2 separate regions of the Homo sapiens genome follow, and region 2 is linked to region 1. Evidence: read pairs that join two places in POLR2A ChIA-PET (ENCODE). Cell type or tissue: HepG2. All regions are shown on one strand.

Region 1 (2,500 bases):
ACTCTGAATTGTCTCCCACCTTGTTTGTGGCCTCTGACTTATCCCTCTGGCCAAGTGCCCCATGCCTTACCAACCTCTCCCACTGCAGAGAGGGCAAGCAGGGCAGAGGCTAAGCTGGCATCCTCTTCAGGGTTCGATCAGTGTTCAGTAACAGCTATCAGAAGGCTGCTTATCAATGACTTCCAAAGAGGTCACTTGTGGAGTCAGTGGAGATTTTGAAATGTGTTGGTGTATAACCAGCTTCTCTGAGTTTGTAAACAACTGTAATTAATCAAATCCCAGCCACAGTGCTTTGGAAGCATTCCTTTCGTGAGGGAACAGCACTAAAGATGTTGTTGTGGCTTCTGTGGTGCGGTAGCTATGGAAGCATCAGGGTGTGGTGAGAGATTAGGCTGCTGCAAGGCCATTGTATGTTGCCAGATAGAATTATCCTTTGATGTACACTGGGGTCTAAATTGTTTTCTTTCCTTTGATACATTTAAAATTAAGATTCCGTGTTAATCCCTAATTAATTCCAAGATCAAGCTTCTATTTTCGCTATTTGAATGAGTGATGTTGGAATGTTTTTAGGGAAGTGAAGCCATAATAAAATATTTTCCAATTACATTAAATACCTTTTGGGCATGGTTATTAGACATTGCTGTATTCAGTGTGGCTTTTACATCAGAAGGGCATGATTTGAAATCAGAAATCAAAAAATTTTAAGTCAGAAATGGAGCACTTATGACAATAGTGCTTTACATTCAAATGGTTTATACAAAAAAAAAAAAAAAAAGGAAAAGAGGGAGGCTAGAAACTGCTATGATAAGATGAAAGTTCACCTTAATAAGAAAATACAGAATCAGGAATTGTGAAATTTAAAAGGATTAAATATTAAGTATGAAAATTCAGTAGAGAACAGGTAAGATATAACCACCAGCTGAAAAAGGTGAAGATAGGAAGATAAAAGGAGGAAGCCTGGAGTTGAGCAGAGCTTTTTCTAAACTGCAATCTTCAAAGAAAATCGACCTGCACTCCACATGGGGCTTCTTCCAGGCCCTGACAGAAGGTCAAGGACAGCTGACCTGGGCTGGAGCCAGGCAAAACTGTGAGGTTAGCTGGGATTTCATGAGTCACCCTTTTAGACCTCCCAGCAATCTCATGCCATGAATTTGCATCTGAGCCCCAGAAGGAAGGAAAATTCCTTCTAGTTAGGAAATTAAAAAGCACAGTAGTGACCACCAAATGATGCCTGAGATTTCGCAAGCATTTGTCACAGATTTGTAGAATAGTCATGATTTAAAATATTCAGGCCGGGCACAGTGGCTCACATGTGTGATCCCAGCACTTTGGGAGGCCAAGGTGGATCACTTGAGGCCAGGAGTTCGAGGCTGCAGTGAGCCATGGTCGTGCCGCTGCACCTCAGTTTAAGTGACAGAGCAAGACTCTGTTTCAAAAATAAAATAAAATTCTCAGACCATTTATCTTCATAAATACAGGAACACTTGCTAGTTCATGAAGTTTGCAGGGGGAGGGGATCAGGCTGAGGAGTTGTCACCATTCCTATGGGAACTAATCTTCTAATTCAGCCCCTTACCTTGTCTCAAGAAAAGAATGAACTTGCATGTTTTGGTCATTATTTTCTGATTACTATCATTTGTCCTGGAAGTTGGGTGGAAGCAGGTGATGTCCTGCTTCTCTCTCCCACCCCTAATTAGGGGCCTGAGTCCCATGTGATAACATCTTGAAGGGTGCTTTGCCATTATCAGTGGGTGGGTCACTGGAGTGGGGCAGGGGCACCTTCTTCTACACTCAGCCAACAACCCCCGGGCTCATACGTCTGCATCAGTTCTGACTGGGCTTGTACCTGCTCTACTGGTTGCTAAATATTTTTAATATCACCTGGTACAAAGACTTCATTTTATGAAACTCCTGGTCACCTGCTGAAGACAGCTGTGGTTCAGGGAAACACATGCTGGGTTTGGCATTATCAAGACATTTGGGTTTGAGTGTCTGCTCTGCCAAGATCAAATGCAATACTATGTGTGAACACCTAGAACAAGGGAGTCAGCTGTTTGCTCATTTCAGGTACAATTATGCGGCTGACCCACCCTTAAATACAGCCCTTCTTAGGATGTAGACATGGGAAGCATGCTGGAGCCTCCCAGGGGAGGATGAACAGGCTGCAGCTAGACTTTTTTCTCTCTCTTTCTCTCTTTTTTTTTTATTTGAGATAAGGTCTCACTCTGTTGCCCAGGCTGCAGTGAAGTGGTGCCATCTTAGCTCACTGCAGCTTCGCACCCCTGAACTCAAGCAATCATTCCACGTCAGCCTCCTGAGTAGCTGGGACTACAGGCACATGCCACCATGCCCAGATAATTTTTTAAATTTTTTAGTAGAGATGAGGTCTCACCATGTTACCCAGACTGGTCTCGAACTCCTGGGCTCAAGCAGTCCTCCCATCTCAGCCTCCCAAAATGCTGGCATGAGCCACCATGCCTGGCCTTTCAGCTAGACTTTT
Region 2 (2,500 bases), 160 kb after region 1:
CTTATACATTTTTGAAGAGGGAGTTCTGTGTTTTGAAGTAGTGACTGTGCAGGCCCTGCACGCTTGATGGCACCCACAGATGCCTGCCCTGTACCCTCCATGGTAAACAGTTCTTGATCCTTCTCCAGCATCCAGCAGTCACCCTGAAACTGGCTGGGGTCATGGATGCTCAACCTCATCCTCAAAGGCCTAGAACAGAGCAGCTCAATTGCCACTTATTTATTCTGATGAAGTCAGTCAGTCAAAACGCGAGGATTTTTGGTCTCAGCTCCTCCACTGGCTTGTTGCTTTGTGCCTGGAGAGTTCAACAACTGTTAAATCTTTCAGCTTTCACTCAAGTAAAAAAAAAAAAAAGAAAGTCCAAGATTCTTCAAAAAGACATTCTACTGAAATGAAAAACATTTCAAATATACTGTCATCACTCTTACAAGTCTTCTCACCTGAGCCAAGTAACAATGTGTGCCAGATGAATAAAAAGAAGAATGCCAACTTTATAGATTTTACCACCTCATACTTTTTCAGGTCTGTGAAAAATGTTTAACGGGTGAGTAATTTTTTTATAATTCTCTACAAATCTGCTCCACATCAAAGATTGTTTTGGGGAGGGTGTTTCCAAGAGACAGAGCAGAATACTTAAGCTAGGATAGTTTGATATTCACCATTCCTGGTATATTAAAGTATTTGGTGATGTAAGGAATAAAAGTCTCCAGATCCCCAGCTTGGTGGTCAGCATATTTTATAATCAAGCCAGAATCTTGTTAGTTTCTCATAGTATCTTAACATATGTAGTTGAAGGAGTAAAAAGCTATCTCTTCTTCATTCTTCTTTTTCTATTCTTAGCCTCCATCTTGGCCCAACTCCATCCCCAATTTGAACCTAACCAAGTAAATATTACGTGGTGTTATCATTTGTGAGCCTTGCCTCAAATGCATAAGCATAAAAGAATGTGTGATTGGGGCACAATAAAAAGAAGGCACCATGAGAAACATACATCCTGTCTACCTTATTGACAATCCTCTGGCCTCCACACTGAATGGCACTAATAACACGGACAAGCACACAGAGAAAAAAGAGTGAAGAAAGACTCCCCCTTTCACTTTCACTCTCAGAAAGGCTTAGCAGGGTATCCTCTTTGGTACAAAGAGAAGGAATAACCTCATTCCAATTTTTGGTATTGGTGAGACAACCTAAAATCCCCTGGTATAGCAGTTTTTAGATTGTGTTTCATGGATCCCCAAGATCCCACATGAAGAAGAAATTATTTGAATGTCTGTATGTTAAATTTGTGCCTGCCCTATCATTTCGTGCCTCCCCTTTCCTCTCTCTCCAGCCAACACTCCACCAGCTAGGACTGAGATCCAAGCCACAGAAGACAATGCAAAAACTTTCTATAGTCCTGGAAAGTCTGATGAACTGTGAGCTAGACCACAGAAAGTCATGGCCACATGAATCTAGTTTTTGTACCCTCACTTTGATCCTCCTTGCCAGTCTGGCTCTTTGTTTAGGTGACCCTTGGCCTCTGGAGTCAATGTTTGTCTTCTAAATGCTATTTCAACACTAACATCTGGTGATGTCCCCCAGCCTGACATTTGTGAAGCAGATGCTTCCAGTGGCCTGGAGTGTGCCTTCTGGGTCAATGTTTTCAATAATGCCCTCTGGCATTGATCTCTGTGGTACCTCTCCCTAGGTAAGAAAAAAATGCCACTAGGAAATGGCTGAGAAAGAACACTTCAGACCATCTGGAGGTAATCTTGGAATATAAAAACCCAGAAGTTCTTGTATAAAGAAATACCTAGAGGAAGGCAGTAGGGAAAAAAAAATCAAGTCTGTGGTATTTTTTTAAGTTGTACTTTAAATAGTCCAGCAGTTCAAACCTGACAAATCTATGCTTCATTTTAAGGAATGTCTTTCTGTTCAGGGTCATCTCTGCTGAAATGTTGAAGTAACAAAGAATAGAATCTCTTGCTGAGAAAAGCAAGCCCTCTCTCCCTACTCAGTCCCACTCTCCCTCCATGCACACACATGGGCCCACACTTTACAGTACTTTGTAAGAGGCTCCTCTCATTGTGGGCCTAGATAAAACTTCAAGGAACTAGAGCATAAATTCCACTAGCCTACATTTGGACAATGATGTCTTTTCAAATTATGGACTTTTCCTATGTGTCCTGTTAAGCTTTCAAAAGTAGGAAGCTGGTCAATGAGAATTTCTTGCTTCGATTAGATGAAGACTTCTCATCTCCACCACTGTGTCTCGAGATCTGCTCTTACTTATCACCAGAACCACCTACAGAGAAGGTCGGAATCTCCTCAATCTACTCAGGAGTTCAGTATAGGCAATGTACTCATGAGGCTACTTTGTAATATTCACCATACTGCTGTATGGTTTTTCTTTCTAAAAAGCTTAGAATCCATCATTCTCTCATTCCAACAGCCTTTCATGTTCATAAAAATCCTGTTATCCAAATGGTAACAAGGGCAGGGCAGGGTAGGGGGGTGAGCA

The links. ChIA-PET counts read pairs that join two places held together with the same protein. Peaks named below come from ENCODE experiments on the same cell type or tissue, not always from the same donor. Only the 100,000 strongest peaks of a DNase experiment are listed, where the experiment ranks them.
Region 2: POLR2A ChIA-PET joins it to region 1 with 18 read pairs; 1 of 35 experiments calls an interaction of 5 or more read pairs at or near these places.

The regions. Positions count from the first base shown.
Region 1 is chr14:53,979,234-53,981,733 of GRCh38, forward strand. No RefSeq gene overlaps it. Among named protein-coding and RNA genes, the nearest start is that of BMP4, 24 kb to the left of the region's middle. In HepG2, no CTCF peak of the experiment used is centred here; DNase peaks (open chromatin) are centred at 8, 348 and 1,088; H3K4me3 peaks cover 605 bases.
Region 2 is chr14:54,137,310-54,139,809 of GRCh38, forward strand. All of the region lies in intron 4 of LOC105370507 (a long non-coding RNA gene), which reads right to left. Among named protein-coding and RNA genes, the nearest start is that of BMP4, 180 kb to the left of the region's middle. RefSeq lists an enhancer at 1,442-1,586 and a cis regulatory region at 1,507-1,520. In HepG2, no CTCF peak of the experiment used is centred here; DNase peaks (open chromatin) are centred at 1,042 and 1,492; H3K4me3 peaks cover 1,003 bases.